Regions from separate parts of the Homo sapiens genome. Here region 2 is linked to region 1. The links are chromatin contacts, found by Hi-C or POLR2A ChIA-PET in ENCODE. All regions are on one chromosome and are shown on one strand. The core of a region is the stretch at or near the end of the contact, and the rest is flanking DNA. Distances in the headings are between cores, read along the strand shown. Region 1 holds the start of LHFPL6 (LHFPL tetraspan subfamily member 6). Region 2 overlaps LHFPL6 (LHFPL tetraspan subfamily member 6).

Region 1 (6,783 bases), core at 1,282-3,781:
ATTCTGACAATAATCTTGACTTTGGCAACCTATCATCAAAGCCATTCCAAATCTATTTCTCTTATGCATTCCAGGTGTCATTTATAATAATCTCAGTAGACAACTGAAACATAACTTTTAATACTGCTTTGGGATTCCAGTAAACAACTCAAGCTCAGCAAGTCACTTACCCCCAAGAAACTGAATTCCTCCAGCCACTCTTCCCACTGTCCTGGAGATGAGGTCGGAAACACAGCAACCCATGAGGGCAGTGAGCGCCACCAGGAGGAGGAGGCCACAACCCAGGCCGGTCACTATGGTGCAGATCCTCCATTCTGCGCTGGGGATGCCCTGGAAGGAGGCATAGCGCCCACATTCCTCCACCATCACCATCATCTGCCGACTCTCATCATGCACAGGATATGAGCACCTCCGGAAGGTACCGAAGGACACAGGCTTGCCCAGCTGTGATCCCCAGAGCCAGTAAGGCATAAAGAACCCCACGCAGGAGGTGGCAGCACAAAGAAAAGACAGCAAAGCCCAGATTACTCCAGTACAAGTCAGGCTGGATGCCATCTTTCACCAGATAGGGCAATGAGGACCCCAAGTAAGTGTTCAGGGACTGCAGGAGTGAATGAAGGTGTGAAATCACCAGGGACCCACAGATAATCCACAGTTCCGTAATGCAGAATGGATCTTCAGTCTTACTGGGCATCAACTTTCCATCCTCTGCACTAAAGATGATGGTCCCTGGTAAAACAACAGGAAACATTAAAAATTAAAGGCATTAAAAGAAGTGATAACACTGTTTCAGCTAGTCTACAATTTTCAATTAATAAACATTGAGACTTGCCTCAACACTTTAAAAGTGGGAAGAACTAATTCTCTCTATGAGCTTCATAACTCGATTTTTGTCAAACCAGCTCAAAGCTTTTTCATGTCTTTATCTTCCGTAAATATTTCCAAATTAACTCTGACAGCTATTTACTTAAAGAAACGCCCGATTTTTATTTGACAGGCCAATGAATTCATTCTATATATTATATACTCACATTAAAAGTAATGTAGCACTTTCACTGGGCAATAAACAATTAAAATAAAATGAACCATGCCATGATTTCCATTTTTTGGCTTGCAAGTTCATGCTCATAGTTTGTTGCAACTTTTCTATGTCCCTTTAAGGGTGCATTAACTCTCTGCATGAGCCAAACAAACTAATTAGGATAATTTTTCACAATTGCAGAGTACCATAAATTTAACAAGCATTATGGTCTGCGGAGGCACCCACAGTACAGAACTATTACCAGACACTCTTTGTACTCATTCAGCAGCATTTCAGAATTTCTTTAGTCTTAACATCTTCTAGTGTAAAAGAATGCCTGTGTATGACTTATTTTGAGTCTGCAGTTTTGATTCATTGATTCCAACAGTTCTATTGCAATCATTTCTCCCACTGAATGATTGTCTAATTTGAACAGCAATCCATACTTCCCAGTATGCTACATCAAACCCCAGTCATCCAAATGGTTCCAGGGGCATCTACTTCCACCCCAGCCTTTCAAAAAGAGTTCCTTAACCATTTCTCACACTTTCCATAAAGAAATGAATACAGAAGCACAGAGCCCATCCACCCTAGAATTCCACCCCCAGGACCCCTAACTCCAGCTTTCAGGGTCCATAGCAAATTTCCCCCTTTCTTCACCTCGCCCCTACCCGTTTTTTTCTCTAACCACCGCCCATTTTCAGTTCTGGATGTCACTCAAACGGGAGGTCGGCTACTACTTTTTTTTCTAATCTTGTCAACTGCAGTCAGGGCTGAAGTTGATCTATCTGGGCCACGAGGCTGGGGAAGACCAGCAGGGGGTGGCCTGCGGGCAGGGGGCCCCCATCTCCAACTGCGGTGAGGCGCCCTCGCCAAGACAAGCCCATATTTAGCCCCCTGCCATTGCCTCACCGAGCCACTCCACCCATGGAGACACACAATGATCCCTCCATTCTAAAAGGGGGCAAGAGGCATTTTCCAGCCGGCTCTGGACGAAGGGAGGGGATAAGGATGGGAAGGCAGCACCCCCCGGAGGCAGACGCCAAGAGCGGACGCGGCTGGCAGGCAGAGCCGACGGATCCGCCGAGCTCAGGAAGTCCGGAGCCCGGGAGCAGCCCAACTCCGGCTCCGGGGCAGAGAGGGAGCCCGGGAGAAAGCAGCGGAGCCCACGCCCACGGGGCAGCCGAGTGATTTACTTACATGGCTGGCGGGCGGCGGCCACCTTCCCTCCCGCGTCCCGGGCGCACACACAACTTGCTGTCTTTCTCGGGCGGGAACATCCACGGGAAACCGGACCGTCCTGCCCTTCTTTGCCTCTGTCCCTAACAGCCGCAGAACCCCGGGGCCCGACCTGGAAGAGCAGGGGTTGGCAGGAGGCGGAGGGTCTCCAGAAGCGGGCTGGCACCAGCGGAGACCCCCACTCCCGGCGAGTCCGCGGCGGCAGCTCTGGCGGAGCGCTGTGGGCGCGCGCGGGCGCCGGGGATCGCACGCAGAGGAGCGGATCTCCCTTTGGCAGGCGAGGCACGCACCGCCTCCTCCCCTCCGCTGCCCGGCCCTCCTCTTTCTCCAGTCCCCTCCCCTCGCGCCCCGGGGAACTCCGCGCAGACAGACCCAGGACGCACCGGGGACGTTCCTGGAGCGCCGGGAAGGGAGTGGGGGGGTGCCCCGCTGTCCGCGCGGGTCCAGGCCCACCCCCGGGGGCAGCTTTCGCGGCTCCTCCCCTAGCCCCGAGCCCCCTCGCGCCCCCTCTCCCTGCGTCTCATTCAAAGCTGAGTGGGGAAGGCAGACAGACCGAGAAGTATGGGAGAAAGTTGCTTGTCTTCCTGGGTGACCCCGAGGAGCCACGGAAGATGACACACTTTGCCTGTTGGGGCTTTTCTGGGTTTACTGTTCGGGTTTATGCTCCTGTTTTCCTGCCGCCGTTAAAAGAAGCCGTAGACGGGAAAGAGGGCCTTAAAGAGTGGGTAAAGTGGCCCCTTTGAGATTTGAGGAGGCTTTTGAGAAGTGGTCACTTTGGAAGGCGGTGAATGAGGCGGTTGTGGACGTGGGAATTAAAGCACAGCAGACAGCCCAAGGCTCATGTATGGCATGGGGGCAGCTGCCTTTCCAGACGAGCCAGGGAGAAGGCAGGGGCGGACCTCTAGCGAGCCTCTCCCAAGAGATACACTCTTTCAAAGGTCTCTCTCTCTCTCTCTTGCTGTTTCTCTGTCTCTCTCTCCCTCCCTCCCTCCCTTTCCCTTCACTTCCTCCCTCCCTTCTCCTCCATCCTGCCTCCTGATCAATTTTGCAATTTATTCCATCGTTTGATTTCTTTTCTGAGAAACAACTGATTTTTAGTTCCCCTCTGGACTTGAGGACTTTTTCCACTTGTCATTAGCACTAACCCCTTTAGAAGTTTAGAGCTAGATTCAGTAGATGACTGTGGGAGTCTCTGCTGAACACAGTATTTTAAGAAGTATGCCATCTGGGAACAGCAGTTTTTGAAGTAGACAGTTTCCCAGATATAGTTTTTGTGAGGTGTCTTTTTAGAGGAGTTGAAAGTAATAAATTGGTAGGTATATATTTCATAGCAGATTTTCAGACTGCACCATTTTAATTAGCCGTGATGGTGTACATTTTTCCCACAACGACAGCTGGAGATATGTGTTCTTTTATTATTATTTTGAAAGACCTTAAGTGATTGATTCCAAGCCTTTTGAGGTCACAGGTCTTTTAAAAAATACGATGAAACTGATAAGCCTTCCAGAAAAAAAAATGCGCGGACATATAAAGCTTTACCACAGCGATTCTGAAGAAGGAAAGGGATATTTGGCAAGGTCTGAAGATAATTTTGATTATCATAACCCATGAATGGGGAGTATTACTGGCATCTAGTTGGTAAAGACCCGAGATTCTGCTAAATACAGTGCACAGGACAGTCCCCAAAATTACCTGGGCCAAAATGTCAATCATTTGAATGAAATATCAGGTGGTTTCCCATTCCCTTAAAGCCCATCCATGAATCCCATATTCAGAATCCCCAATTTAAGTGTTTTTGTTTTTGGTGTTGTTGTTGAGTTTAAGTTGTTTTAACTCTTCTCTTACAAATCACCGGTTACTGGTTTCAGTGACAGCATAAGAATGATTGGTCTGACTTCCAGTTAGGTACCACACCCTTAGTTATTACACAGAGCCTTCATACCTATATAATATGATGGTGGAAGATATGATCATAAAAGACAAAAGAATAATAGTGAGAATCGGAGTCACCTCCGTACAACCTGCAGGGGAAATTGCTCTCAAACACTTTCTTAAGTGTGAGAAAGCTTAAGCGCAAGTGCTGGCTGGAGACATATTAATGATAATCATGGTTACTACAGATTGACTCCTTGCTGTGTGTTAGTACATTAAGGTCCCTTAATAGATTACTTATCCAGTCCTCAAAAAAGAAAAGAAAAATTATGAAGAAGGAATAATTATTATTTTACCGCAAGGATAAGAAGTAATTTGCCCAAAAATTTACAGCTAAAAAATGACTTTTAAAAAAATCTCATTATTTGCACTCTCTTAAGCAGAGTAAATGCTATCACAGAGATTCTGCCTAAAATGAAAAAAAAAATGACAGAAGAGGCCAAATTTTTAAAAATCTTTCAGGATGCAATATCAATTATTTGTGAAAGTATAATACTGGGACTCAAATTTCTAACTTAAATAAGTGAATTCAGACAAATGGTGATCTTCCCAAGCCCTAAGTTATCTCATTGTTAAAAAGAGATTGAAATAGGTTATTTTAATTTTTTTTAAGCTCACAACTTCCAGCATCATGGTTATATGGGTCCTCTTATCTTTGAGAAGGAATTTAGAGATCATCTAATCTTGTTCAAGTATGTAATTTTACAGCTGACAAAACAGAGGCTCGAAATTCTTCCAGTGTCTTACCCAAAGCTGAGGCTATAATCCACATATCTTGATTTCTCTTTCTAATTATCTTACTAAACTATAATATCTTCTGAATTACTCCTTATGTTCTTCCATGCACACTTTGTAAGCAAAATGCATTATAATTTATTTAAGCCCCTTTGCATTAAATTTGTACCTTTAAAGGACCATTAAATTACTTCACAGCCAGAAGTTCCCACATAGCAGATGCCACTTATAACACCTATTCCAGGTTTGGGTTTCCAGTATGTTTGGATAGTAGTCTCATTGAGTCACAAGATGAGATCATGAATGCGACAGTATATGGAAAGCTATAAAGTGTTTATGACAACACTCTTGGTTGGCTACCCAGTATTAATTCACAATCCCCTCTCCCTTCTCACCAGATACTCTTCTAGCATCCCTTAAAGCAAGTAATGGCCACTTGATCCTGCTGTAGCCAATGAGTTTGCTAAGGAGGCCTCTGGGGAAGATTGTATTCTCTGATAAAATAAGGAGACGTGAGAGAATAGTTCTCTCACCATCATGACTGTCTTCGGGCACATTCTTGAAGGTGTTTAGAGCTCTAGCAGCCTTCTTGTAACCAGGTGGGGGGTCACAGAGACATACTCCCAGTGATCTAACATTGTAGAGCTTCTCACCTCCATTTGAATTATTTAAAAAGTAAATTATAGATTTTTAATATGGTTTAAATCACTATGAGTTGAATTTTCTCCTTTTAGTAGCTAAAAGCATTCCTAATTGATAAAGCATGGTATAGATAAGACATTTTCAATGAGAGGAAATATACATCAGTGAACATTGTATCTCAGTGCTTGGCAATGTAGACAGATACTCAATAATCAAACAGTAATTGTGGGATTTAATGAACAAATCAATATCATCGTGATTACTATCCTTGTTCTAATGCAGCCTACAGAGTGGGTATTTAATTTTTAAACAAATGGTATGCTATGTGAAATTAGGGAAGGAGCATGATAATGAAATATCGAGAACATAATGAAATCAATCACTTCTGACTACCAGAGAGAGATTGGAAAGGGATTTAGTCTGTCCACAATTGTGGCAAACACTACAGTTTGGCTGATATCATTTCCAACTCACTTCTTTTACATTGTTATCTCCTACGAAAGCAGTGAAAGCTAAAATCTCCACGTCCTAGCCTCCCTTGAAATTTGAGGGGCGATGTGTGTGTTATGATATATATTAATTTTTGTCTACAGTTCCTAGCTCCCAACACCCATAGCCCTTGTTACAGTATTTTGTTACAGTGTTGGGTATGTTAGGCCTCAGGAACAGACCTCAAGAAACAGAACCTCTCTAACCTGCTTCTGCTCTCCTTTCACCTGCCCCAAGGCAGTACTCTAATCTTTCCCCCTCCTTTCTGACTGTGGGTCTTAGGACCCTCCCCTGAGAGGGACCCACCCCATATCCTGAGGAAAGCAATGGTGACATCATGAAGCTTCCATAAAAACCCAAGAGGGCAGGCTTGGCATGGTGGCTCACACCTGTAATCCCAGCACTTTGGGAGGCCGAGGCGGGTGGATCACCTGAGGTCAGGAGTTCAAGACCAAGCATTGCACTCCAGCCTGGGCAACAAGAGTGAAACTCTGTCTCAAAAACAAACAAACAAACAAACAAAAAAACTCAAGAGGGCTGGCGTGGTGGCTCACACCTGTCATCTCAGCACTTTGGGAGGCCAAGGTGGGCAGATCACCTGAGGTCAGGAGTTCAAGGCCAGGCTGGCCAACATGGTGAAACCCCATCTCCACTAAAAATACAAAACTTAGCTGGGTGTGGTGGTGTGCACCTGTAGTCCCAGCTACTCAGGAGGCTAAGGCAGG
Region 2 (6,783 bases), core at 3,072-5,571, 150 kb before region 1:
GAAGGATAAGGAGAAACTATAAGGAAAAAGGAGGGAATTCATCTGGGGATGTTCTTCCATTCCTCTTTCCTCATCCAGACCCTTCACATAGTCCTCCCATCTTCATTCTAATTCCTTGACCCTGAATATTTGTGCTACCCTCTTCCCAAATCCTAATCTCCTTCATTGTAGCCAGGCACCAGGCCAAATCAATCACACATTCAGAACTGTGGGAGTCTCCTCCCAGTTCTCAGGGGTGGTGGGAAGGCACAGATCTCAAAGCTACAGAGTTTCAGTGAGAGCAGATTTGTTGCTTGCATTTAAATTTTTGGAAGCCTCACTTTTCATGGAAATAATGTTCTCCAAGATGACTCAGTTTGATAGCACTGTTATTCAGGGTACATTTTGTGTTAAATATGCTCTTGTCTATTGGCCTCAGATCCTACATATCATAATATAATATTCTGAGGTCCAAACAAATACATTATGGAACACGACCTGCTTCTATGCAGGAGCTTTGTCTGTACTGCACATTTATTCATCAGGTAGGAAAGTGGGGAAGTTTGCAAAATAGAGAAGGATTCTTTAAAGAGGCGGGAACAAGGTTATCTAAAGAATCTAGCACATTGGCTAAATTATATAATTATGAAAAGAGCAGACATTAGGCACAAGAGAAATTCATCATTTTTGTATCTCTACTTTCATTTTCTGTAAACAATGTACAACTTAACGTACAAAATTGCTATGATCAGGTCTGCTGGTAGTTCTAGATTTAAATATGGAAAAGCCTCATTAACAGAAATCACATGCCTACAATTCTTTTTAACAGAACTTTTGGTTGTCCAAACCATCATTCATGAGAGAACTCTAAATTCAGACAGGTGAAATACACTTTTAATTTACTGATGTTAATCCAACCAGATCATTTGGAAATATTTAAAATGCCTGTAACAGGAACCATTTACTGGAAGACTATAATGAATTACTTAATGTGCTTATTTCAGGACAAAACTAAGAGTAATATTCTACTTTGTAAAGGGGATTAGATTTGCAATGAAAGGAACTTACTGGGGAAACTGGCCAATTGAAAGCTGGCAAAACAATGTGAGCAGATGCATTAGAAGTCATCTGATCTGGGGAGCTAATCCCAATGCTGTCAGACCTTCTAAAACTGCCTCAACCATGTCAATGCACAAATGGAAACTTATTGCTAGTCTGCAGCTTTAATAGGGCAAGGGAGGTGCTACTGGCCTCACAAGCCAGGGAAGCTTTTCCACTGCATCTCGGCTGCATGGGCCTCCAGCACTCACAGATACAGACGTCCACATCAACTGTAAACTGACCCTCTGTTCTGAATGACCAGTGATATTCCTCACTACATTTCACGACAGTTACTTGAAATATGCACTAAACACATATGTGTAAAATGTACTTAAATGGCAAACCAAAGAATTAACACCTGATTCTAAATCTGACAAATTAATAAAGTAATATTTACTTATACGGTTATAAAAGGTTAGTGTTATAATAAAAAATGTCCTCATTTGTCCTGGTCAAGGGTGTGAATGGATATGAAATAAGAAAATATGAAAAAGTAGTATTGATAGGAAAAGTATTTTCCAACATTGCAATTGTTATGATTTTCCCACAATATTATTTACAGAAGTAGATTTACAATTTTGCCATTTGAAAAATATTGTAACTGTGAAATAGTTAACATTCAGTTTAAAGTTTGGGATTTAAAATGAGCCTAAATTGACGAAACAGACTGCCTTACCTTTAATTTATATGATGGAACTTGTTTTCAGGACAGAATATAAGATATACAGATTGAGCCAAATCATCTAAGCAATTAAGATTTCATTATTGTGGATACCACTGGAGCCCACACTGAAAACTGAGTGCTATTAACCTAAAGATTTAAAGTCACGATATCTGTGACTCAGTTGCCAAGTCCATCCAAGGTCAATGGTTAAGAGTTCAATGATTCTGAAAGTAGCAAAAAAAAAAAAAAAAGGAATTTCAAACTAAGATTGAATAGTTTGCTAATTTCCACAGCTCTGCATCAGACTTACCTTCCCTGGCTTCTTCTTATAACATCTCCTTTATCCACAAATACTCATCTGACAATCTCATATATTTGGAACACAACTGAGAATCAATTAGCCAAGTCACAAAAGTCAAGCCATCAAATTCTTTGCTCTGTCTTGGAGGAGAAACTCATACACCATCAATTTTACAGATTATTTGCTTTTATGCTTTACCTAAAAATATTACAAATTTGGCAACCTGTTTTCTAAATCTCTAAAGAGTCTAAATTTCTAAAGAATGTTAGAAGCCATAAATAAATGGGGTTAGTACTTGTTATAGGTTCTATGAGAGCAGAGATACAATAGTAGACAAAATAGAAAATCTGTCAAAACTGACTAAAGCTTAAAAAGCACAATAGTCTGGGGATACTGCAGTGAGAACCAATATAACTCAATAGGTCCTGCTGGCATCATGGTACTGCATTCATAGTAGAAGAGTTGATGTTCATTCTGATGTCTGATTCATTCAGAAAGTTCCTATTTTGTTTGGTTTAGTCAGTTTAATGAGTTATGAAAGTACTAATTCATTTTAGAAAGCTATCCATTTAAAAGGCTTAAAACAATATGTATGTGTATGTGGGTGTGTGGGTGTGAGATATCTACCTAGATATGGCTATATAAAGAGATATCTGTGTCTCTCTCTATCTATCCATGCTTAGATTCTAAGAACTTCAAGCTGATTTTGCCTACACTCAGTAGGTGCTGCTAGTACACCCAGGTGTACTAAGTGGGTGGCTTCTTGATTTGAACCACTAAATAGTGGGGTTTTGGTAGGTCTGAACCAAGTGAATTCCGTTTCTGTAGGTCAAAAACAGTCAAATATCAGTCATTTCATATGGCTCCAGCTAATGTTATTATGGGCCATTTTGTGATATGTATAATATTCCCATACAGTATTTTACTTAGCTGAATTATAAAATTAAATTAGACTATAAACATACAGTAACTGAGCAGTAGGGACCCTGAACTGCAAAGAAAAATGTGATTAATGTCACAATAGAAGTAAAAATAATAAAACAAAACCTGATATTTAAGAGTTCACATATTAGGACCCTCAATTACCACAAATTTACCACGAAGAGTTTTATTCTAACTCACAATAATACTAGGTAATATTTTATTTCTACTCTCCGGAAGATAGCTGGATTGTAAACACCAGTTGCTGGCTTATGATTGCCCAGGAAATGTGCACTGAAGCTAAAATGGAAACTTGTCAGGTTTTTCTCCCAGTCATGAGATCCATTTTGTTTGTTTATTTATTTATTAAGGGGGAGATGTGTGATTAAAAATAGTTTACAGAGTCAATGGAAGATACTATTAAGTTTGTTCATATTTCTGTTAAAAACAAGAAAACCTGAACTTTTGTTTTATTCTGCAGCAACTAAGATATTGGGTGATTAACAATGGGTAAAGGAAAAACATCAATTGGCAGTATGATTTTATTATAAGTAAATTTATTTCCAAGCTGGGAATATGCTTTGTGATTTCAGAAGATCAGGGTTTATAATCATTGTTAACCTTGCTGAGAAACAGTTGGCCTGTAGCCAACCTATTACATAACCTAGCCAAAGAAAGAAAACTGTTTCACAAAAAGCCACTAAATCAAACTCGCACTATTGTTGGCTATTAAATGAGCTTGTTTTGAACTCAAATGTATGCTCTTCAGAAGATTAAAGTAGTATGTTTAGAAAGTACATAAAAGCTGTTTATAACAAAGCAGGGTCTTATAATGATAGTTTAATTCCTTACATGTCCTATCAGCATATGTCTCTACTGTTAATATTTTCTTTTTAATAAGTCTCATAAAGTAGGTTGAGCCAAATAGATTCTCCTTTCCTGGTCTTTTTTAAAGCATTATCAAGTTACACCCTTTACTAATATTCCTAAAGATCTAAAGATTCTAGTATATATTCAAGTAATTCCTGTTAAATATTGTGAGAAAAATCCTATCTAAGCATAGTAATAAAACTATAGAAAGCAGAAGTGTAAAACTACAGGAAATATGTGTGTGTGTGTGTGTGTGTGCGCATGCACGTGCATAAGACAAGCTTAAAAACTATTTTTGGACCAGGGCCATGAACTGAATGAATATGATCTTCATCAAGGCCCAAGAGGAACCTTACACTTTAAAGGAACAAAAACTTTCTATGGACAATTTGTTATGTACAGCTACATCAAGGTTAAAAAAAAAAAGGATATAACAGAGAGTTTAAATGAGGTCAACAGAATTACACCAGCTGGTCCCACTCCCCACTGGGCTGCGGAGGGAAGTGAAGCAATCCACAGGACACAGGTTTAATCCAGACAAGGCTTCACAGAAAAAGAAAATCAACACAGCACATTGCACTGAAAAACAATCTTCAGCCGGTCCAGATTATGGAGTACTAGGAGGACTCCATATTTGAAATGTTTGCCCTTCAAAGAGAAACTCTTACATACTAAGCCAGTTAGCCCAGGTTTTGATACAAATCACCAAATTCAGAAATACAGACTTCAACTTAGAGAAGAGAAAGGGAGGAGGGGGTCATACATTTTGGTGAAAGCAAATGGAAAACCACAATTGCCTATGTTACGATAATGCCTTAAAAATGTAAAGTGGAGCAGTAGGGAGATGCTCCTCCCTTTCTTCACAGATCCCAGTGCTGTCTCACATGGAGTGTGGGGTGACAGGAGGACTTTGTGCAGGGCTCTGCTAGACTCATTATGATGATACCCAGACACCGGGTGTCTCACACACATTCCTCTTCTGCTGCCTCATTCAAACACCACAATTAAGATGCTGAAGACTGTAATTCAAGCTAAAGGAAGAGCCGCAAGAATAATGGCCAATGCATAAATTTAGATGTGAAAAACAGACATATCCATTGATAGTATTATTGGGACAGCCACTCCATTTAAAAATAGGGCATCCTAGTCTTTTTCCCTTTATAATGCTCTCCTCTTGCTTAGCTGGCTCTGTTCTCTATAGTTCTGTACCATCCTCTGGTTTTGTCCATCTGTCTCAGTTTCCTTCCCCCAGAGATAGTGATAGAGATTGTTACTTTTGCCAGAGGCAGCCTGGAATAAACTGAGATGCCAGGAACAAAGAGGCCTCCCTGGAATCCTGACCTTTCAAAAGCTTTTTATGAACACTTGAGATAGAGAGAAGCCTGCTGACTTCACTCACCTGCATATACCAGACAGAAGAACACAGAAGGCCGTTCTTTTTTTGGCCTTACCCTGAGAGTTGAGGTCATTCTTGCCCCTAATAGAATACATTTTCACTGGCTTTACTTGAAAAACTACATTTAAGTGATGGCATGGCAGTTACGGCTGAAAATAAGCCTAGTTTATTCAAATAAAATAAGCAACATTTCATTGAATTTACATTAGAGCAAAAAATAAAATGAAAGGTAGCATCAGGCAAATTAAGAGGATGAATGAAGCTATATCAATGTTAGGCTTATGTAGTATTTCTACTGTGAGTAGCCTTGAAGTATATCATGATGGGCATTTAACTCATGCAGTACCTTTTGCCTAAAAATAGAGAACCCTTTATCTCAAAAAGCAAATAAAATACTTTGTGTCATGTTTTTATAATGTTGAGATTTGTAAAAACTTATATTGATTATCTCATTTAAATTTCATTAAAATATTCAACATTGGCAAGGCAAGTATTAGTACCCCAGCTAAGGAATCCAGACTGATAGAAGCAGCAGCTAAGTGAAAATCAGGCCACGCTATTGGTAAGGGAGTGTTTCTACTTCCACCTCATGACTAACTACCTGATATAAAGTGAGTCCCTTGCCTTCCCTGGGCAGGTAGTCCATTCATTTGTTCTTTAACTCAACAGCATGGGTGTGAGTTGAACAAGACAGACAAATTACTGCAATGTGTATCATGACTGGAGAAAGAATTCAACAAGCAAGTCGTGTGTGATATGGTTAAGGAAAAGAAGAATCTAACTTTCTCTTCAATGCAGTTCTAGCCCATCGGCCACCTGAGAGCAATGGGATAAGGCCAAAGTCAAGGTCAGGCTCAGGGGTTTTGAGTGTATACGTGGACTTCCTAAGATACACTTCGATTGAGTTCTTTTATTGCATCCCCTAGGCAAATGCAATTGATTTCAGAATTATTGATTGTTTTGGATGTTCCAACCCAGTTTCCCTTCATACTTGGGGATAATCAAGAGCTGATTTCTGATTCTCAAGAAAAATGGAGAATTTAAGGAATATTAGATCTCAAACTATCGGTATAATCTTCTAATTTGTCTCATTATAAAGTATTCTATTTCTATAGGACAGGTTAATAATCCAGAAAAATGAAACTAAGATGATCAAAACCTGTAGTTAATACTTTAAAATACAATCCAACACCATTTAATCTTCTGAGTTGGTGACACTCCAATTTCTTCTCTCTAACGTTTCCTTAAGAGTTGTAATTGGGGCCGGGCGCGGTGGCTCACGCCTGTAATCCCAGCACTTTGGGAGGCCGAGGCGGGCGGATCATGAGGTCAGGAGATCGAGACCATCCCGGCTAAAACGGTGAAACCCCGTCTCTACTAAAAATACAAAAAATTAGCCGGGCGTAGTGGCGGGCGCCTGTAGTCCCAGCTACTTGGGAGGCTGAGGCAGGAGAATGGCGTGAACCCGGGAGGCGGAGCTTACAGTGAGCCGAGATCCCGCCACTGCACTCCAGCCTGGGCGACAGAGCGAGACTCCGTCTCAAAAAAAAA

What was found. A loop is a pair of places that touch in the nucleus more often than their neighbours do. ChIA-PET counts read pairs that join two places held with the same protein, here RNA polymerase II (POLR2A). Pooled maps may share reads with other maps.
Region 2: a map of heart right ventricle shows a loop between it and region 1 (5-fold over the local background). The contact joins the enhancer-like site here to the promoter of LHFPL6 in region 1. A Hi-C loop is called at or near these places in 9 of 168 maps with a recorded cell type or tissue (IMR-90, Right ventricle myocardium inferior, cardiac septum and 5 more) and 13 of 50 pooled maps. POLR2A ChIA-PET finds 5 or more read pairs at or near these places in 3 of 52 experiments (BJ, PC-3 and Panc1).

What each region holds. Positions count from the first base shown.
Region 1 is chr13:39,600,662-39,607,444 of GRCh38, forward strand. It overlaps LHFPL6 (LHFPL tetraspan subfamily member 6), which reads right to left and starts at 2,532. Exons shown (of 4, transcript NM_005780.3): 1 at 2,222-2,532; 2 at 171-729. The coding sequence starts at 555. It overlaps LOC112268119 (protein SPT2 homolog), which reads left to right and starts at 663. Exons shown (of 4, transcript XM_035861111.2): 1 at 663-732; 2 at 1,789-1,879; 3 at 1,983-2,981. The coding sequence starts at 663. RefSeq lists a silencer at 2,427-2,726.
Region 2 is chr13:39,447,855-39,454,637 of GRCh38, forward strand. All of the region lies in intron 2 of LHFPL6 (LHFPL tetraspan subfamily member 6), which reads right to left. Among named protein-coding and RNA genes, the nearest start is that of LHFPL6, 150 kb to the right of the region's middle. Within about 2 kb of position 4,322, at least 12 of the 41 ENCODE cell types and tissues checked have a DNase peak (open chromatin) inside an H3K27ac peak, as active enhancers do; they include gastrocnemius medialis, heart left ventricle and heart right ventricle, where a contact is called at or near this core.